2 separate regions of the Homo sapiens genome follow, and region 1 is linked to region 2. The links are chromatin loops, found by intact Hi-C in ENCODE. Cell type or tissue: heart right ventricle. All regions are shown on one strand. Links, peaks and the distances in the headings refer to the core of each region. The heading gives the core; the rest is flanking DNA. Region 1 has its middle 110 kb from the start of THSD7B. Region 2 has its middle 310 kb from the start of CXCR4.

Region 1 (11,388 bases), core at 1,207-9,206, 230 kb before region 2:
TTCATTTATCCTCATGCTAAATGATTTCCATCTTGTACCTGCCACCGCTCTGGTCTAGGTGTCTATAGTGTCACTCTGGGCTGACAACACCAACTTCCTAACTTCTCTCTGCTTTCAGTCTCTAATATTTCTACCTTAGATTAAGCCCATTTTTTCTAACATTCTGCTTTTATTACATCATCCATTTCTACTTTTATTACATCATCCATTTCTACCTTTATTACATCATCCATTTCTACATTTTTGAATTACAAAAGTCACATGCTTTTCATAATATTTTCTGTCAATTCAAAAATATATAAAGAGAAAAAAATCCCATAAGACTGATCTTACTCTCACCCTCAGGGTAAGCTAAGGGCATAACTCAAGAAGGTAATTTTGCACATTCCAAGCTAAATGAGTCCTGGTTGTAGCTTTCCACTGAATGCTTACAAAGGCAGAACATATGGAGGAGTAATGATCTTGTATTTCCTTTAGACCTGTGGCTTCCAAAGCCTACCCTTCAGGGGCAGTAGAGTCACACACAGGTACTTCAGGGACCAAAGAGGGGCTGAGGGACTTTAGGGGTCTCTTGCCCCCTTCAATTAGCACACCTCCACTTTTCTCTATTTCCTGTTCTGCCTTGCCAGGTAAGATATCATTAGAAGAAAAAACCTGTTGCAAAAAATAATAATTTGAAAACCATTCCTTACAGGCTATCTTCCCTAAGTATCTCTTCTCTCAGACTGAATTCTGATAGGGGTTAGAGAGTTGACAATTTGAGGTTATTCTCTCTGACAAGTGTCTGGAAAGCAGATGGTCTATGTTATTGATTGAGCAAAGATTGATACGTTTTATGTACAAGGCAAAGAAGTGGTTGGTTTGATATTTTGTTAAAAAGTCTTCAAAACTATACTGTAAGATTCCTGCGGGGAAGGATGGTGTCTTACATGCCCATGCATGCCCTACAATCATCCAAAACTGTGTCTTGAAGATATTGAGGAGGTCCTCACACTCACTTTGATCTGTATTGGACCCATTTCAGCCATCAATTTCCCTCCTGGGCTTATGAAGTGCTTGATCTGTGTTTTGAGGGCCATTAATGTCTGAAGCAGGGCCACATGTTCTAACTTGCCTCATCTTATACATTTCCCAGAAGAATACCTGGTAAGATTTGAAATATTTGCAGACTCCTCCCCTCATCCTTCTTTCTCCTGGCTCTCAAGTTACCCCTACCTGAGGTGTTTTTTTCCAGACCGGCTCTGCTGTGACAGCACACTCCAGCTTGGTCAGAGGACCAGCTCAATAAAGGGTTTCAGCCCCCACAGAATTGCCTTCCTTTACGCTCACTCTACACTGAGGAGCAATATAAAAGAGTTCTCCATTTTCCCTAACTTTTATCAAAACTTAGCCATTCTGTGTTCCAGGTCCATATTTTATTCCAGCTGATCTAACAAACTGTTAAGAGTTAACAAGTCCAGGGAAGTCTATAGCTTAGGCTGAATCTTTGTGCCGCTACTGCATAACACACAGTCTTATTCTGACAGAGGCTGATAATAACTAGCAAACACAAGTGGTAAGAGGTGGTATTTTAAGACTGCAAGAGTCTTCAAATCAAAATAAATAGGTGACATGTGCCTAGGTCTTATTACATGGGTATATGAAAATAACTTACATGCCTTACCCCTCCATGACAGTCAGAAGAAATCAAAGAATCTTCCTTCCCATGGCCACAGCCAGGACACTCTAGACTTGGCCCCATTTACTGAATAGAGTGAGGGCCTCCTGTATGCACAGAGATGTTCTTCAAACAACATGAAGCCATTTTTTTCACACAAATAATTGTTGAGTATCTGCTCTTCATTAGGCCTGTGCTAAATACTAGGTGACAATGATGAATAGGACAAATTCCCTGCCCTCATGGGCATATAATCTAGTAAGAGAGACAGACATTAAAAAGGCAATTACAATAAAGTATATTAGGAGCTATTATAGGGAAGGAACAGGAAGTTCACAGCCCACATCCCAGGGTTAGAATACCTGCACCAGGGGTTTATTGCACCTTTTCTCCCTCTGTGGTCAACCACATTGACTCTTCCCCCTCCATACCAGTATCTTATTTCATGGAAAAAAGACTTGAGTTTCATCACTATAGACACTGCTGATATATGCCTTCTGTGTGCTGAAGACAGTCCATAGGAAAAGGATTTTTGAATACCAAGGGCCCAATTAATATTTGTTGACTTTAATGATGGAAATTGTAAAAAAAAAAAAAAAAAAAAGAGTCTAAAGTATATGAAACTTCAGTGACATTCTCAGTGAGCTTTAATTCTCACCAAAACTGGGAATCTCACATCCAGAATCATGCGAAGATGCTCCACCCACAAATTAAACTACACAAGGAAGTTTGTTTTGCTTTTTCTTATCAAGACCCTCTTTTCTCCATTCATCAAAATTTTGTTCCAAGCCCTCAGCCTCCCCCTTTACAATCTAAACTTCGTAGAGTCAGATTTGCATCTAGCACACCAGGGAGACCAGCTCAAGTCCCCATATAGGACACACTGGACATGGACCTTGGATGATTGAAATGAGGAGGGAATCCTCTCTTCATTTGTTTGCAGATGATCCATTTTAGGCTAGGGAGAACTCTTCTTGGAATGCCTTCAGCCTATTGAGGGCCAAGTAGGAAACTGTGGTATAACCCAAAAAGGAAACAGCTAGGAGGCCACTGAAGGGATGATTCTACTCTAGGTTTTAGGTGTTAAGGATCACAGGGGAAGAAACTCAAGGTCACAAACGGTTCAGTTCACATAACCAGAGCAGAAGTGCAGCTAGGACCTGGTGTAGAAACTGGAGAGAAATGAGTTATTCGTCTGAAGTGGTTTCTCTTGTGTCTTTTTTAGTACTTCAAGGGAGCTGGATGACTTGAGACTTTGGGATTCTGGACGTCAGTGTCCTTTGAGGAAGTGACCAACAAACTAGGGGGAGGAAGTGAAGACAGGAGCGAAGAATATGGGGGTGAAGGCGGCGGTGGGCATAAAGAGGTGTTGTTAGTGTCTCTGGGTTCAGGTTACAGCTCCCTTGCCCAGGGAGGGGGCAGATGACAGCCCCTTGTTTTAGCCTCAGGTACTTACTACCCTACCGTTTGTGATTTCCCCACATCCTGCCTACTTCTTTAGAGATAATCTCTTTATTAAACTCTCCTCAAGTTACCCACTTTGAGTAAGCTATGTCCTGCCTTTGACATAGCTTGACATGTAATTTAAGAAAATTCATAGATGAGTTGAAGGGGTTTGACAAAGATATTAGAGAAGAAAGGGACATCAAGTTGTGGGAAGAACATAAGCAAAGGCATGAAGAGAAACTAGGAGGCATTAGAAAGAAGGGTGGAGCCGGATGACTAAAGGCCTTCTATTTCATGCTAAGAAATTTTTTACTTGGCCCTATAGCCACTAAAGTGCAAAGCACAATCAGTGTTACAAATCTGGGATGGAAGTATGAGAACAAAAGCAGGAAATCCTACAGGGTCCTACAGAAGTCCAGATGAGAAATGTTTTGAAATATGTTGTAGAAATTGTGTTTTCTTTCTCAATTAAGGGTCTTCATCTATATACACAGTTCACTAAAAGGCATATGAAAGAGAGAGGTATCAAACAAAAAAAAAGTTAAGGAGATGGAAATAACAGTGAAAATTAGGTCAAGAGATTAAAGACAACTAGAAATGTGTGCTAGCTCCCAGATTTCTCACTAGGGAAGATAATTGTACCATTAAGACTGAGGATCTAAGAGCAGGAAGAGATTTAAGGAAGAAAATAGATAGTTCTGTGTTCTCCTTTGGCCAGTAGATAGAAGGAGGGACAAAAAATACAACCAGCCTAGAAACAATACACATCATTTAAAATTTAAGAGCATGCTTTGGTTATGCAGATTCAGCTTAAGGAAGTGATCCATCCTTCAGCCAGGCAAGACCATCAGAAAAGAAGTGTGGTTCTTATGGTCAGCTCAGAGGTCCTTCACACAGCCTGGCTCCTCTGAAAGTATCCATGTGCACTTCCTCTCTGTTCCTGGTGCTTCCAATATGAATTCTGTGCATATCTGTGTGAAGCGGCCTTTTAAAGTAAAGACTGTCAACTGTGAGACTGTGGGGACAGTAATAGCAAAATATGAGGGAAAAATGTTTTCATTTTCCGTCTGAAAATTGTAGTTTCACTTGTAAGATGTGACACATTTAATTTTAATGAATTGGGAATCGAAGTGTGTTTTTAATCAATTTCTCAGTATGATAGTATGTTGAGAGACAGGCAAGTGACTAAAGGGCAGAAGAAATGAAGAAGGTGATTGTGAGAATTGTTACTCCCATTCTCTAGCCCCCTCCAGCAAAGGAAGTGGTTATATTTGGAAATCCTAAGTTATCTCAAATATTTTCCATCCTGTTTCTTCCAGAAGAACAAAGCTCTGAATAGCTAAGAGTTTGGATTTGATATGCAATTTCTTGGCCAGAAGGTTGTCTCAGAAGCAAAGTAATGGACCAAGTCTAGACTCGACTGTTGGAGACAAGCCAGTGGTCTATAAACAGCAGTACACACACAGCTGAACACCAGCTCGCCAGTTCCCAGAATAGGAGGGGATTCTCCAGTTTGATGCTTTCATTAGGCATGTGATTCTTTCCAAACTTAGATTAGGAACTGGGGAGACTCCAAACAATAAATTTCATGGCCAAATCAAAGAAACAACAAAAGGGATGAAAGACATGGCATATTTTCATCCCATATTCATTATTCTATACCTGAGTCCTTTTTTTTGGAATGTGAAATGATTTTTTAAAAATTTTTTTAAGTTCCGGATACATGTGCAGGTTTGTTACATAGGTATACGTGTGCCATGGTGGTTTGCTGCCTCTATCATCCCTCACCTAGGTTTTAAGCCCCACATGCATTAGCTATTTGTCCTGATGCTCTCCCTCCCGTCACAACCCCAGTGTGGCCCCGCCAGACACTGACAGGCCCCGGTATGTGTTATTCCCCTCCCTGTGTCCATGTGTTCTCATTGTTTAACTCCCACTTATGAGTGAGAACATGCGGTGTTTGGTTTTCTGTTCCTGTTATACCTGAGTTCTTTAACCCTTTTACTCTCCCTCATCACTTACACTCCTGATAATCCAACGCCTAATCACACCTCAAAACCCAACTTAGTAGTTAGAAACCATGTAAACCATTTCCTTCATAAACCTCCTAAATCCAAACTCAGTCTCCCCCTAACCACCTCTGGAATTTGTCACCATATCTGCCCCTGTTATTCCCTTCATCACACAGAATAGAATCTACCATTTGTATGTCTGTCTTCTCTACTAGACTTTGTTTTTCTTGAGGCAGACCATATGTCGTATTCATCATTGTCCTAGTGCCTGGCCCAGGTCTGGCACTTAATAGATGTCCAGGGAGTGTGTACAGTGAGTTGAATGTAGGCACACTGAGTGCTTACAATTGGCCAGACCCTGTGCTAGAGGATCAGACACCAATGGGCAAAGGAGAAAACTTGGTTATGTTATGACAGGCAATTTCTAAGCACTCTATATACATTCACTTATTTTACCCTCATGGGAAGCATACACAAGAGATAAAATTAAGATTTCCATTTACAAAGGAGAAAATTGAGGCATAGATTTGGAACTAGGAAGTCTGCATCCAAAGTCCATCCCTTTAACCTCTATGCCTTGCTGTTCTCAGTAAAACCAACTTCATTTGTAAAGTACATTCCTTTGGCAAAGGTTTCCCATACATTTTTCTCTTGTAGTCAACCTTATTCTATAGCTGGTGACATGCTGTAATATAATAGTCTTAGTCTTCTTCTGGACTCCCGAACACTCATTTAGTCAAAGGATTATTTTCCTCTGGAGTCCGTCTTGTGGCCCGGTCTCCTAACAGGCCTCCAGGGCTGACCCATCTTGTTGGGAAAGCTAGGTGCAGGAAAACACACAAAACTCTGCTATGCAAAACTACTCCTATGGTGAAGCCCCTGGAAAACATTTGTCTAAATCCCCAACACTCACTTGGCCTCCTCCTGAGAGCTGGAAAGTACACACCACTCCTTGGCCAGTGTGTTTCTGTTTAGCTATACTGACAACATTGCCATTAAGGACAGGAGATTGTAATGTGTGGCATGAAAAGCCAGTGTGCTCTAATTCAAATCTGAATCAAAAAACATCACAGCAAGGAAAACACTCATCTTGGAACATCTATATTAATGAATTTAATCACATTTATCCTGCCCTGTCAGATGTGTGATTCAATATGCAAATTAAATATTTAGATAACAGTCTGTGAAGATTACTATGTTTGCTTAATAAATTAGTATTTTCTAAAACATTATGAAAAAGGAATATTATAAAAAGAATGCTGTGTAATCAACCTATCAGGCATAACCTATCTTTAATAGTCACCAGTTTCCACAAAAGGCAAGAAAAGCCTGCATGAGTTTCAGTTTTAACATCAAAATTAGATTTCTGAGGATTAACCTATCTTCTCATATTTAATGAATATTGACATGTAGCCACTGTCTGTTTTCAGCTTCAAAATCAAGGTTGGTGCCAAAACAGTAATAAAACCAGCAGAAAACAATGAGTGAAAGACAGGATGAAAGTTGATGTAATCTCTCCCTTTCTGAGCAAGGACTTGTGCTTTTGTAAACTTTTTAATGAATATGAATCCCAATGATCAGACTGACCTTCTCCAGATGGTTCCTGAAGTAGGGGGGAGATCTCTCCGCCGACTCCAGCAGTGGTTCCAGAGATACACAAACAGGATCAGCTTAGCCCCAGCCAGGCCTGTGACAGTGCTGACAGCTGGATAATCCCCCAAATGACAGTTCTTACAGAATATTTTGGTTCGATACTAGCACCTTCCCCCAGCACTCTGAGAACAATTGGCTCCCTCCTTGCTAATAACCATCACTGTTATTACTCAGCCCTTGTCATTTATCAACTAGATGGCTGCAAGCCCTACAAAATGTGTTTTCCTGTATCTGATTCCATACCTCTGGGTCATTCTCCTAGGTATGTCTAGAATGATCTTTCTGAAGCATGAATCTGGCCATGTAAGTTTCCCATTATACTTCCTTCAGAGGCTCCCCTGTTTCAAGAAGGACTGCCAAACTTTGCGATTTGACCAAAGCTCCAGAAAATCTCACCTCTCCAGAGACATTTTTTGTGCTTTCCAAATACTCTTAGCTCCAAGTAATTTGCTTACATTTTTCCACTAGTTTTTGCTCATGGTGTTTTCTTTATCTAAAATGTTCTTTTTCATACCCCTTGTGTCCTTCCTCTCAAGATGGTCAAAGATTATACTTACCTTAGCAAACTCAGTTCAAACATTTCCTGGGCTGCATCCTTCAGATTGGATAGGAGACATTCCTGTATCTCTCTCCTTAGTTCCTTATTGCCTTGTGCATACTTTGACTAAAACATTTATGCTACTCTGTTTATTCAGTTAGTCAACTAACACTTACTGAGCAATTGACAACTAAAGGCTAGACTCTGTACTCATGGCACATGTTCTCTCAATGAACAAGAGTCCCTGTCTCAAGAAGCTTCTAGTGAGACAGACAGGCAAATACACAACCATTGCAACACCCCTTGATAAGTGCTATGCTGAAAACTTCAGAAAGCTATGGAAGGAATAGGAGAGCCAACTAGCCCAGATTTTGTGGGGAGGGAAGAGGTAAGTCAGGAAAAATTTCATGGTGCAGGAACTCAAGATGAGAAGAACGTATAGGAATGGTTTAAATAAAAGGAATGGAAAAGAAGTTGAAACAACCAAGAAAAAGACTTAGGGGTGAAAGCAGAAGAAAACCAGGGCTAACAAAATAGACTTGGGAGGAAAAATGAAGGGCTCTACTTTAGACTTATTTTGGCTGGGATGTCTGTGATACTTAGGTAACTGGTACTTGAATACAGCCTCTCCACCATTCTTTCTACTCTCTTTTTCTGGAACTTGAGTGCAAACTCAAAGAAGCATTCTAGGTTAGTGATATAACCCTAACCTAGAAATCATCAGCATAAATATGGTACTTAAATGCACACAAGCTGATAAAATGAGCTAGGAGAGAAAAAACTGGTGTAGGGCCAGTCATGATGTATGATCTTCTTTGCACATTGCTGGATTTATTTTGGAACTTTTTGGTGAGGACTTTCATATATACGTTCATGAATGAGATTAGCTTGCAATTTTCTTATTTGTACTGTCCTGGTTTGGTGTTTGATTCAAGGTGTACAGTTTTTCTACCAATTCTGGAAATTTTTTCATCTGCTATTACTTTGAATATTGCCTCTCCACCATTCTCTCTAGTCTCTCATTTTGGAACTTCAATTAGACAGATGCAGAATCTTTAAATATCATCTTCTGTGTCTCTTAACCCCTTTCATATCTTCTATCCCTTTGCCTCTCTAAACTTCACTCAGGCTAATTGCTTCAGATCTATTTTCTGGAAGATTAATTCTCTCTTCATTTGTGTCCAATCTGCTGTTTAGTCTGTAAATATGGTTTTTTAATTTCAATTTTATTCTTTTAATTTCTAAGTATTCTGTTTGTTTCCTTTTTCCCAAATCTTCCTGGTCATATGTTTTGACGCTTTTTCATCCTTCTCAGCTTTCTTTAAATATATAAAACATACGTTGGTATCAGATTATTATAATATTTGCATTCTTTGTGGGTCTGACTCTATAGCTTTTTCTTTCTATTGACGCTTACTCATGATGGATTTTTTTTCTTGTATATTTGGTGATTTTTAACTAAAAGTTCTAATTCCTTTAAACTTTTTTACAGAAATTTTGGAACCTGAATCGTAAGTGTGTTTTTTCATAGAGGTTTGCCTTTGTTTCTGCCAAGCTCTTGTGGCCACTGTCAAGCCAGAGGCTCATGATGTCTGATGAGTTTGTGTGCTTTGTGTCTTGCTTTTCATTTTAATAACACAGTTGGTATGAATTCTGCCCTTAAAGCTGAAAGGCAGGCACATGAGATAGGAATTCTTAGTGGAGCTTGCTTTCTTTTTATTTTTACTCCATGCTGAAACAAGGCAGAGAAGGCAATTCTCCTTCAGTAAGGCAGATTATGTTCTAGTTCACCTACCAAACATGTTGTCCTTTGAGAACTGTAGCTTCATGCAAGAGTTTCTAATCCAACTTCCCAACCTGTTAAGGCTCCAAGCTTTATCACCTGCACACTGTGCATCCTCACAGTGTCTGAAAACCCAGGATCTTGGATACCAGAGCTCGGAGCTTTTAATACGCACGGGGAAGTGTAGTCTGCATGTAGGTGCCTTTGAAGATGTGACGTTTTCCTTGAAGCACATGCCCTCAGGACAATCACCAGCCATAATGCTTACTTACCCCTGTAGAATAATGTATTCTTGTCATTTAGACTTTAATTGTTTCCCTTACTTCACTGTGAGCTCAACCATGCTTTACAAATATATATTGAAGTATTTTATCCAGCATTTTTATCTGCTCTATACCTAGAGGGGTTTATCTGCCCATCTAGTATCATACTGCTGGAGATGAAATCCATTTCTTTATAATCTAACTTTTATAACACATTTCTGTACTATCCATCAGTCTGCCCTTGCAGTTCATTTGAATTGAGCAGGCCATTTCTCCATTTGCAAAGACTGTGAAGTGTCTCAAAGGAGCACAAGCTTTTCCCGGACCGCTTAAGAGGGCTGTAGAGAGCTGGTCTCATGCCTCTCGGCCCCTCCCCACCAATTGGGCTGGCACTCTAACGCCAATGTGTCTGCATGACACTGCTGCTCCTCCCCGTCATGCCAACCCCTCCCCTGGCAGAGCTCCACTTGACTGGGGTATGTGCTTGGTATTCCAAAACAGCAGTAAAGCCAACCAATTGCAGTATTTTCAAAGATTAATTATCACTCTCTTCTAAAAAGTCAATTTTCTTTAAACTAGGGGTGCAAATGAGAAAACAAACGAAAAATGGATTTCCAGAAGAACCACATTTTCTGCTATTCAGCAGGAATCATCCCCTCCCTGATTAAAATATTGGGATTGCTTCGTATCTTGTTAATCTCCAGTGAAGGGGCAATGTCATTTAAAATTAGCAAAAATCCTGTGATATGGGAGCAAACCTAGAGCAAGGCACTTATAAATGTTAATTTACTAAATAGATTTTTATCAGGTCAGTTTGGGTTGGCAATAGAGTAGCCAGCCACTTTATATGAGGTGACTTGAAAGAGGACAGGAGGATCTGTACTTCCTCTTGCTAATCCTCCCAGTAACAAGTCATTAGGGCATAAAATTCCACCGTCATTTTGGATGAAGCCTCTCTCTCTTTCTCTTTCTCTCTCTCAAATTAGTTTATCTATCTTTCTCCAACTCCCCTTCTATGGAGAGCAGATTACACAAAATCAAGGGGAAATGGGTGGTTAACTAAAGGCACACTGGGACTTTGGTTTCAAGCAGTGGGAAATGAAGGTATTCAAAAATCTGCAGAATATGAAATAAAGGAGGCTACCCAACTGTGGGCCTCTGTCCTGGAAGTAGGGAGAAGATAGCAGTTCAGATCTCATTATCCAAGAGGAATAATAAACTTGGACTTGAACAAGGCGTGTGCCCACATGAATGAGGATCTGATCTATGAGGTGAGACACAACAATGGGAATCTTCCTGTGGTGGATCACATGGAGGCAGAAAAAAAGCAGTTGTCCACACAGCTTGGAAGAGAATGCCAGCCCAGTGCATACAGCACATGTCACCAGAGGACAAGGACTAAGCAGAATGTCAGGGTCCCTGCAAGTCTGGGGTCCAGGCCAATACAGCTTCTTTGCCTGTCTTGGTTGAGGTGGAGCCACAAATTCCTAGGGATACTCCTCTAGGTACCACACCTTCCTGACCTCAGCTGAGAAAGCTGGAAATGGCAGAACCAGACCAAGAGTTTATAAGGCAGAGAGACTTGGGAATTAACAGAAAGGAGAGTACCAAGAGGGAAGAGGCAGGCACAGAAAGGTAGCGTCCAACACATTCCACCTACTTTTTGATTTTCCCACTGACCTCTCCCACCTTCATACTTTTACTTCAGAGTTTATTGGTCATGGGCCATAAGAGCTGTTTGCTGCCCATTTATTGTTGGTATAGTGTAGGCGTCTGACCCCAACTCACCTCCTTTTATGTGCGGCTGATAGTGCTGTCAGAAATCTAGAAAATAATAAGGTCCAGGGGTCTTTTGTGACTATCACACACAGCCCAAGGGGCTGGAACAAGGCACCAAGCAGGAAGGGATAGGCTCAGAGCCAGATCACCTTTAAACCTCTGCCCAGTGGTGCATTCCCCAAAATTTCAGATCAATCCACACTGGTGCTTTTCTTTGCCAGCTCAGCAATTCCTTCTGAAATTTTATTCAGTGGGTC
Region 2 (11,388 bases), core at 1,493-9,492:
TAAATCCAAAACACTGAGAACACCAAATGCTGGCAAGGATATGAAGCAACAGAAACTCTCATTCATTACTAGGTGGGAATGCAAAATAGTAGTCACTTTGGAAGACAGTTTAGCAGTTTCTTACAAAACTAAATATACCCTTAACATAAAATTCTGCAGTTGTGCTTAGTATTTACCCAAAGGAGTTGAAACTTATGCTCATACAAAAACCTGTACCTAGATGTGTATAACAGTTTTATTCATAATTGCCAAAACCTGGAAGCAACCAAGATGTCCTTCAATGGGGGAATGGATACACAGTGGTATATCTAGACAATGAAATATTATTTGGTACTAAAATGAAATGGTTTATCAAGCCTTGAAAAGAATAGAGGGAACTTTTATGCATATTAACACTCAGTGAAAGAAGCCAGTCTTAAAAGGCTGCATACTGAATCATTCCAACTATATGACGTTCTGGAAAAGATAAAACTATGGAGACAGTAGAAAAGACCAGTGGTTGTCAGGAATTAAAGGGAGAAGCAGGAATGAATAAGCAGAACACAGAGTATTTTTAGGGCAGAAAAATTTTATGTATGATTCCATAATGGTGGATACCTGTCATTATAAATTCGTCCAAACTCATAAAATGTACAACACCAGGAGTGAGTCTTAAGGTGAATTATTGACTTTGTGTGATAATGATTTGTCAATGTCAGTTCATCAGTTGTAACATATGTGCCACTCTGGTAGGGAATGTTGACAATGGGGGAGGCATGTATGGGGCAGGGGGTATATGGAAAATCTCTAACTTCTGCTCAATTTTGCTGTGAACCTAAAATAGCTCTACAAAATAGTATATTAAAAAAAATAAAAGAATTGAGACTTACATACCATCCATCTAAAATATTAGTTCTGAACTCCTTTTCCTCTCCAATTCCACTCAAGTCAAATCCTGGTTATATTGTTGAAAAAATGGTTTAGAGAATCCAAACCACCAATCACTGCAATGGGCTGTATTCATTTCTGCCCAGCAAATATACAGTCCAGTCAGATGTGTTCTCTAAATCTGCTTCATCTTGGATACAAGAGGCATGAACCGTCAGTGCGGAAATCCCTAAGATTATTTATGGAAGTGGGACCTACTGCTATTTCTGTTCCCATCTCCAGAAGGTTTAAGTCAGATACCTTCTGGAACAGTCTAAATGTGGAGGCAGGAAGAGGGGTGGAAAAGATAAAAGACCTTTGGATTAAAAGTGAGGAATTGGCCAGGCGCGGTAGCTCATGCCTGTAATCCCAGCACTTTGGGAGGCCAAGGCGGGTGGATCACCTGAGGTCAGGAGTTCAAGACCAGCCTGGCCAACATGGCGAAACCCTGTCTCTACTAAAAATACAAAAAAGTTAGCCAGGCGTGGTGGCGCACGCCTGTAGTCCCAGCCACTCGGGAGGCTGAGGCGGAAGAATCACTTGAACCCAGAAGGCCAAGGTTGCGGTGAGCTGAGATGGCACCACTGCACTCCAGCCTGGGCACAGAGTGAGACTCAGTCTCAAAAAAAAAAGTGAGGAGTTCTGGGCCATTGATGAAAAACCACTTAACATTTCCAGGCCTTGATTTCTCATTTGTAAAATTAGAATAATATTTTCCTTACATCCTTTACAAGATTATAATGAGAAAAAGAAGGAGAAAACGGAATAAAAATTGCTAATGAAAGCACAAAGTTCTAAGAATATTTAAATAACACTAACTCTAATTAAATCAGAGTACACAGTCCATATTTAGGCATAGGAAAAAAGAAAGACTAGAAGGAAATACACCCAGTCAATTATCTCTGGCAGATAATGGTCGTTATCTCTAAATGGTAACATATGGGTGATTTTCATTTCCTCATTTCTTCCTTCCATATTTTTTGAATTGTTAAATAATAAACATAGTAGGGTGTTAAGCAGAAAAAATAGTCTAAAAGAAAAACATGTGGGTCAGTGAGATCCCACTTTCTCCTTTGGTTACATTGGTTGCCTTCTGGACATTTTATTGCTCTGTTTGTAAGTGTTACACTTAGAAGCTGGGTAAAATAAATAAAAGAAGGTCAGCTTCATACCAATCAATTTCTGTTGCATGTTAGCACTCCTTTGAAAGGATTTGATAGAAAGAGGCGGCTGAAGCCTCGTGGCTGGAATAAGGCTTAGACGGCATGTTTGCATTTCAACCATTCAGGCTGCCCCCACTCCCTGCTACTACAATTTAACTCTGCCATGTTGTTTCACCTCATTTGGGAACCACATATGAAGTTGTCGTGAAAATTACTTAATAGAAAAAATGTTCATAGATTCTCAGGTAAAGAGGTACAATGTAGAAGTTCCAGAGGTAAAGAGGTATGATGTAGAAGTGTTGTGCATATGTGATTTATAAAGTGGTATTGCATACCCAGACTCAATACATCAGCAATGGATTGGCTGCTGACCATAATGGTAACAAAAACATATACTTTTATGGGAACAAAACATATACTTCTATCACTGAACTAAATACTTCTTGAGTCCCTACAACGTGCTAAACAGAATGATGACAAAGACAGACTCAATCCCCTGGCACCTAACACAGTGTCTGAATATATAGAGGCTCCCAATCAACGATTGCTGAATGACTGTACGAGCCCCTTGTGCCTGAATGACTGTCCTCACAAATGTGGGCGGGACTGTCCCTGAAGAGACTGGAACCCCCAGTCACCCTAAGGAAAAGAGGCAGGTTATCAGGGGTGAGCTAGTTGTATGTCCCTTTCACCAACACCACTACCCCCCAAATAAGGGGGAAACTTTATCCCTTCAGAATCAAATTAAAATCAAAGATAAAGTAGAGGAATAAATGTCTCAAAAGCTAAACTGAGCATCACAGGCAGAATATTAGATGATCCTAAGGAATACTGTTCATTTTGTGGAGGGGGGAGTGATAATGTTGTTTTACACTTTTTAAAAAGTTTTTATATATTGAAGCATGTAAGAATGAAATAACATGAAGCCTAGTATTGTTTCTGAAGAATCTGGGAAGGAGGGTGGGCAGTGGCAAAATTAGGGATCTAGGACACAAAAGCTGTGGGATCAGCGAGACTGGCCACATGTTGGTTATGAGGGAGGCTGAGTGATAGGAGCAGGCAGGAATGCCAGTGGTTCCTACATTTGTCTGTGCATCAAAACCAGCCAGGGAGTGTCAAAGACACTGATACCTGTGTTCCACCCACAGAGACAGTGATTTACATGGTCTGGGAAAGCGACTCTGCTTTGGAATTTTTAAAAGATCCCCAAGTGATTCTAATATGCAGGAAACACTATTCTCTATACTTCTGAGTTTCAGTAAATTGCAGAACAAAAATGTCTTTTAATGTAACGGGGACAAAAGGGTAGTTAAGTAATAAGAGGAGGGTCAAGGGGCAGCCCCTGCCTCCCGCGTTGTCTGAGGATGAAGGGCTCGCTTGTCTCCCCTCTAAGTCCTTTGGTCCCAGCCTCCTCTGTCAGCAGCTGTCTCCCCATCTCTTGGTTTCTGACTCGGGGTACAGTCCACATTCAATGGCACAACCACATCAACCCACTGTCCTCTACAAATGGCACCACCCTCAAGCCCATAGAAGGACCCCTTGATTGTAGCTATTCCCCCTGACACTTCCAGTGAGCCTGGACTCCACAATGAAGCAATCTTTCCTCCCTCCCTCTTCTACTTTACCACCCTCACCCCATTCTCACTCCTCTCTTTCTTTTGTGACAGTGAATTATCCACTTTTGCCTCCCACTAGGAAGGTGAGACCAGGGCTTCCTAGCAGCCTCATGATTGAGTTTAATCATCCTTGGATGGAAGGATGTTTTTTTACCAACTCATTTCCAGCAGGACCTGCAAATCCCTCTCACCTGGTTTTCCAAAGACTCCCACAGGCAGACCCATCTTATGGGATAATGCTTTATTTTAACCAGAATGTCTCAATAATAGGTTCCATGTTCTCAGCTGTGCTCATGGTGAGGCTGTGATTTTCCTTCATGAAAATGCTATTATTACAGAACTACAGGGTCTCCATCCTCCCAAAAACAGTCTTCTATTATTCATGGGGAAATGGTGCTTTGGAGAGGGATTTGCATGTGGTTCTCTCAAGTGAGCCAAGCATGGCTGACAAAAAATGCCCTACAAACTGTAACTTCAGCAAGCCTCCCTGACATTCACCAAACACCTAGCTGTGTGGCCAGAAGTTCACTGCAAAGGTGAAAAGACCCCTGAAGTGAAAGAGAAGACCCAGTAAATGGAATCCTGACTACACCTATGGCTCCTTTATTCTTCTAAGCCACCTGTGAGGCCATCTGGGCCCTCAAGAAGTGAAGGGAAACAACAGGTATTAAGGACCCACTGTGTGCAGCTGCTCCGCACAGAAGCAAGGACTAAAAGTCAACAAGGGAAGCAGGTAGAGTTGGGTGTGCAATAGGGTGTGGTGGGGACTGCAGTCTATACACTGTAGAAAGGCAACCACTACATAGTTTCAGACCATTGTTTGATGTGGAAATACTGATTCGGTGTAGCCATGTCTATTTTTTTCCAGGGAAGCTGAGGACCTGGAATTTCAAGAGAAATCTCTCCATTATTTAAAATCATGGTAAATAATTCTATTTATGATGGCAAATAGTGTACACTCCAAACCCCCTGGTCTCCAATCTGCTACCTTGGCTTGATCTATGTTTCTCTCCGCTCCTTCCCTGAACATCCACACCCGCTAATTCTGCCTGCCTTCGTCCTGCTGCCTCCCCTGCCAGTCCCCAGCCCGGGGCACCCCATGCAGACCCCTGTCTCTCTTGCTGAACTGAAAACACCCCTCAGCATATCTGCCTGGGAGGCATCACCATGCCTGATTGCCTTAGCATCCTCAGAACCTTCTTGTGCCTGGCACACAGGTGGTGAAGTTGTGTGTGCTAAAAGAGGGAACAGACGAACTGCATTTCCTTTACTCCTCACCCCACCCCAGGATTCTCATCCCCATCGCACAGAGGAGTGAACTCAGGTTCAGCCAGGATGAGGTACCAGTCTCAAATCCCACAGCTGGTGGGAGGCTGAGCTGGAGGTGCAGCCCGTGCCCGTCTAACCCCAAGCCTCTGCTCTTTGGGCTGCCTCCTCGTGTCTTCAGGAGCCCTAAACCACGTGCAAGCATTTTGTACCTACAGGAAACCACTGTCCTAGCTTGAGGTAGGAACAAACAGCATATTAAAAGCATATAAAAATTCCCCCTCCACTTTTCATCCTAACGTGTCACCAGGCCACTCGCTGACTCATTTACTGTTATGGACTGCATCCCCTTGCTGGGTCAAAGCCTGAAGTGGGTGAGCAAGTCCATATATTTTAAATGCCCATAAAATATCCAACAGCAAGTGCATGTTAACTGGAGTCCTCGGCCCTCCACTGAGGAGTTTTCAAACCACACAAAACATCTATTCTGCCTTTGACCTTTTAGTATTTAAAACTATCACCAAAACATTGCCCTCCAAAAACAACAACAAACAAACAACAACAACAAAAAAAACAGAACAGCTTGTTCACATTATCCCTGAACACTCGTGCACACGCTGGAGGTCCTGCGTGCCTCTGAGATGCTCTTATGGCCTCCAGGGCGTACGTGGGAGTCGGCTTAAACCCTTCTCTGAGAACAGACACACCCCTGCTCCCAGGAAACTGACCTGCCGGCTTCAGCTCTAGCCCAGGTACCAGCCCCCAAATCATAAGAAAGCAAAAGCGCGGGGTCCCTCAACACCCCGTCTGCGATCTGCCGGGACGCTTCCGGCCGCGGGCTGCGCACGCCCTTGGCTGCGCAAATCCAAGTGCCTGGCCTGCCACCTTGTGGACACCAGGAGTAAAACCGCCGGTGGGCTGGCTCCAGTGCCCTCTGCCCACCTTATCTCTGTGCGCCTGAAAGAAAGGCGGCGAGAGGCGCGAATGCAGGTGAGAAGCGGATTCGTTCGGCAAAATTAGCTCGTGAGGAGGATTTGGGGAGCATTTTTTCTCCGCATAATTCAGACTTTTTATGTCAGGGGTGATGCAAGTTTTAAATGCCCCAAATCCAAACCAGACTCACCTTTAACTTTGGGGTTAACGCTAGTGTTAACTAAGAGTTTTTTTCCTTTTTCTTTGAGAGGGAGTTTTCGCTCTTGTCGCCTAGGCTGGAGTGCAATGGCGCGATCTTGGCTCATTTCAACCTCCATTTCCTGGGTTCAAGCAATTTTCCTGCCTCAGCCTCCCGACTAGCTGGGATTACAGGCACAAGCCACCACGCCCGGCTACTTTTTGTATTTTTAATAGAGACGGGGTTTCACCATGTTGGCCAGGCTGAACTCTGACCTAAAGTGGTCGGTCTCCTGACCTCAAGTGATCCGCCCACCTCGGCCTCCCAAAGTGCTGGGATCACAGGCGTGAGCCACCGCGCCCGGCCAAGAGTTTCTTAAACTTTAAGCAGTGTCAGGATCTCCCAGGGAGGTTTTGAAAATGTCAATGCCCCACTCACTCCAATCTATTTACTCAGAATCTAGGTGCCGCATCGTTATTTTTTTAACTTAATCTACCTTTATTGTAATTTTTAAAAATAACATACTTACCATCTTAACTATTTTCAAGCATACAGTTCAGTAGCGTTAAGTATATTCACATCATCAAGAAAATACTTTTCTTCCTGCAAAACTGAAACTCTGTATTTTAAACAACTCCTCCCCTTCCACCTTCTCCAGGCCCCTAGTTACCACCATTCCACTTTCTGTTTCTATGAATTTGACTGTTCTAGGTACCTCATATAATCATACGATATTGTCTTTATGTGACTGGCTTATTTCACTTAGCATAATGTCCTCAAAGCTTATCCATGTTGTAGCATGAGACAGGATTTCCTCCCTTTTTATGGTTGAACAATAGTTATCTGTGTTACATACCACAGTTTGTTTATTCATCTGTCAATGGACACTTGGGTTATTTCTGCCTCTCAGCTTTTTTTTTTTTTCCTATGAATGTGGATGTGTAAATATCTCTTTGAGGTCCTGCTTCAATTCTTTTGAATATATACCTAGAAGCGGGATTGCTGGATTGTCTGGTAATTCTATTTGGTACCTTTAGCTTTAACAGGCCCCAGGGTGATTCTGATACACAGAACCACGGGTGTAGCCCACTCCTTCACAACTCAGGTGGGGAATCCAGGGTCCAGATGATGTATGAGGATGCATTTGTGAGGTTTTGCTCCATCACTGCCTGCCTAATGAATAAACTTTGGGTTCTATGTAGTTCCAATTACTCAACCTGCTAATAGCCTAGAGGAGACAGACAACAAATCAGCAAACAAAATAATTTCAAAGAGTGTTTAGTGCTATAACAAAAGCAAGCCAGAACACAGTAACCATATGATAACAAGGCTAACCTGATTCCCATTTACAGCTCAGCAAAATGAGGCACAGAGCAGTTAAGGGCTAGCTGAATATGACACAGCCTGCCTATGGTGGAGCCTAGAATGGAAGCCAGCCAATAGAGCCCGCTTAGGGCAGGCAACGTCTCAACTGAGACCAGAATGGCAAGGAGGAGTCAGCCAAACAACGGTTCTGGGGCAGAGCATTCCCTGGCACCACACGCGAAGAGGTTGCAGAAACCGAAAGAAGACCAAAGTGGCTGCAGCAGCAGGGAAGTCAGAGGGAAAAAGGAGAGCACATGGGAAGGCAACAGGTCATGAAAGATCTCATTAGAGCGGGTGCCGTGGCTCATGCCTGTAATCCCAGCACTTTGGGATGCCAAGGCCTCCCAAATCACAAGGTCAGGTGATGGAGACTATCCTGGCTAACATGGTGAAACCCCATCTCTACTAAAAATTCAAAAAATTAGCAGGGCATGGTGGCATGTGCCTATAATCCCAGATAGGAGGCTGAGGCAGGAGAATCGCTTGAACCTGAGAGGCAGAGGTTGCAGTAAACCAAGATCATGCCACTGCACTCCAGCCTGGGTAACAGAGCGAGACTCCCTCTCAAAAAAATAAAAAAGATATTGGCCAGAATGAGGAGACTGGGTTTTATTCTGCTGTCTCTGGGAAGCCAGTGGAGCATTTTCAGCAGGGTAGAGACTTCAGCCTTTGCTTTCCTGTCAATACCCATCCCCAGTGATGCATTTGAGACATGGCTGCAACAAGAAACTGAGGTCTGGTGGGGACCCTAAGAGTCTAAGTTTCCAAGTTTTTGCATTCCTTGACATATTTCACTAATATTTCACGACAACCTAGACTTTCTGAGGCTAGACAATCACATTCATTTCTCTACTCATGAGCCTCTTCACACTGAGGCCCGCTCTCCTCAGCAGCCAGCACTTAACTGACGACCTACAGCCACCTTAGCCACAGACTCTGTAATTCGCTTTTACCTCCCCACCCCACCCTCATACCCTGTGGCCCTGGGGACAGCCCTTGATCTTTCTGGAGCCCTGGTTTCCCAACACAGAGGAACAAGACTATTTGCCCCTACTTAGGGAGATCCATGAAGACCTGTAATTGTTGAAGACAGGTTCATGAGTGTGAATTAGAAACTGCAGCCAGTTAAAGGAAGAAAAAGAGGCAACTGAGGAAATAGATGTGTTAGTATTTTTACCATGAAATATCACTTACATCTACATCAACTGGAGAAGATTAAAAGAATTATTTCGCATGAAGCATTTGCCCTCCTCAAAGGCACTGCTATTATCAGGTCTGTAAGAAACTGCTCATCCCTGAAGCCTTCATGTAACAATCTTTGCCTTTTATCCTGACCAATTCACCTCATCACAGAAAGCGCCAAATCTGCTATACTGAATCCTGTTTAATGGTGGGAGGCACTCAGTAGTGTCACTTCCCAACCATGCTCTGATTTCCTTGTAGGGAATCACCTTGGCCCTCACTGTGTGCAGTCTTCGTGGGACAATAAAACCACGTGCCTGCCCTCCCAGAGTGGAAGCTGGAGGGGCTCCACGAGGCTCCTTCTGCTCTGTCCTTCCTCTCGCCAGCTTGATACAGGGCAGTCCTGTGACCTTGGCTCAGCCAATAGAATACTCGCTTCCCTGAGATGTTGAATCTTGACAGTGACACAAGGACAGACAAGAAATTAGGATCCATTGATTCCTGTGGAGCCCTGGAGAGAACAATGAGCAGAGCCCACTATAAGATGTTCTGGAACAATCTGGTGCCCACCTGCTCCAAGTTCCTCAGCCATCACTTCCATTATTTGACCCTGTAAACCTTCTTAAAAAGTTCATTAGTCCTTTTTTTGCTAAAGGTTGCCAAACTTTCTGTTACTTGCAACTAAGAAACTCGACTGGATACAATGAACATTCAGGGATCACAGTTAGGTATCAGTAAGCACCCACTATCTGTTAAAAATTAACATTCACCTGCTACCCAAAAATACAGTGGCAAAAAAAAAAAGGAGGCATCATTTTTCGCTCACACAGAAGAAATCCAAAAGTGCATTGTCCAGGGCTGGCGTGGTGCCCTATGGTGTTAGCGATGACCCAGGCTTCTTCTCACTTTCTGCTCCACCATCTTCCACTCAGATTCCATCCATGAGGTCTCCTCACCATCCCAGGACTGTCACTGGGACTTGTTATCCTAGCCATGTTCCAGGCAGGGAGAAGGGAGACGGGGAAAGGAATGGGTCTCCTGCCAGCCAGGTGAATCCCCTTGAAGGAATTTTGCTGGAAGTGACTTCCACTCACACCTCATTGACCACCCCAACCTCAAGGAAAGCTAACAAATATGTTTGTTTTTTTAAGCAGGGCATCTTGAAAAATTCAAAGAGATTTTAAATGTTCTCACCACAAAAAGATAAGTATGTGAGACAATACATATGTTAATTAGCTTGATTTAGCCATTCCATGATGGACACGTATTTCAAAACCCATTCTACATGATAAATATATGCAATTTTTATTTTTCAATTAAAAACAAATTAAAATCTTTAAAATTAGAAATTTTAAAATTAAAAACTAAATAAAAGTTGGAAGAATTGCCATACTCAAATATACAGGGATCTTATCCTAAAAAAACAAGAGAGCATGGATACTGGGTAGGCAACTGGCAATCTCTTTCACACACTGCTTTCTGGACAACTGCTAAGGAAAGGTATTCTGAGGACCATCACCCATCTTTCATCTTAGTTTCCCCTCAACCTTTCTTGGTCGATCCTGTCTAAAAAGATTCCCTAGTCAAAACTCTGGTTTTGAGGAAAATGACAGGAAATTTTCCATTTCCGTGGACCTCACTTGGAATCATCGTTCCACTAGGTCTTTATTGAATGACTTTGAAGACGACACTTAATTCTTCCAAACCTTAGTTGCCCAAAATGTAAAGTCTGTCTCAGTCAAGGACTGACCCAGGCAACAACCTGCAGTCCCTTCGAGGTTAAAGATGATGTAAAATTAGCATTTCTAATAGTCGGAATGTTCAACTACCTTGCAATGAGCAGCAAAGTAAAAGGGATATACAGGTCATGAAGTGGACAGAGCTTTCACAATTCTTCTCAGCCTTTGACCCCAGGAAGGGTTTGACTTGTGCCTTGAGTTCAGATAGAAATGTGTCTCCTTGGATTTCCTTGGAAGTTAAAGAGAAAAAGCTACTGTGACCCAAGGGGTAAACTCACCTAAGGGAGCTGGCGGGGAGGGAGTTAATTTCATCTTTATGGCCAAAATATTTCTAAGTCCCTCTTGGAAGACAATTCTCCATGTGTCTGACTGCCTTTGCTGGAGACTATCTTTCCCAGGATGTTTGTATAGAGAGCAGCCTTGGAAGACAGAAATTGTGCCTCCCTCCAGAGCAAAGAGCAAGGTTGTTTATTGCCCACGTCATAAAGATGGCATCTGCCTCTGGAGTTAAGCCCAGCCATGCTTATTCCCTGTTAGAAAAGATTTGGATTCCCTGAACTCAGGGTACCTCTGTAACACAACTCACTGCACACACAGGCATTACCTGGCCTTCTCCACATTGCCCTGATACAAATGTTGATATTCTGGTTACTGCTAATGTGGAATATAGTAAAGTTATTTGTCTCTGACCCAGGAGTCCACCAGCATCCATTAAACTGTGGCAGGTTAACTTGTCGGCTGGCAAGTGGGGTAAAATCCCAGACCAGTCACAGTCTTAATGTCCCTTTCTTCCTTGTCACCGCCCCCTGTCCCTGACCTACCTCCCAGATGTAAACACTGGCTTAGCACCCAATCAATCCTCGGAAATATATTTTTAACACTTGCAGTTAAATTATAGAAATCTCGAAGTAATTATCTGTGTATTTTAAAGAACTCCCCAGATGCTGAAATATTTCTTCCAGGCACTTAGTCCCTTGCTATGCCCAAATCCTTGGCATGACATGGTTAAAGAATACTTGCCATATCCATGGACCTTTCTC

Evidence for each region. Peaks named below come from ENCODE experiments on the same cell type or tissue, not always from the same donor. Only the 100,000 strongest peaks of a DNase experiment are listed, where the experiment ranks them.
Region 1: it touches region 2 in a loop (3-fold over the local background); 21 of 110 quality-filtered maps call a loop at or near these places.

The regions. Positions count from the first base shown.
Region 1 is chr2:136,647,203-136,658,590 of GRCh38, reverse strand. No RefSeq gene overlaps it. Among named protein-coding and RNA genes, the nearest start is that of THSD7B, 110 kb to the left of the region's middle. In heart right ventricle, for the core only: a CTCF peak has its summit at 4,463; a DNase peak (open chromatin) is centred at 4,551; H3K27ac peaks cover 2,133 bases.
Region 2 is chr2:136,418,079-136,429,466 of GRCh38, reverse strand. No RefSeq gene overlaps it. Among named protein-coding and RNA genes, the nearest start is that of CXCR4, 310 kb to the right of the region's middle. In heart right ventricle, for the core only: CTCF peaks have their summits at 5,643 and 5,847 (motif pointing left); a DNase peak (open chromatin) is centred at 5,826; H3K4me3 peaks cover 696 bases; H3K27me3 peaks cover 2,595 bases.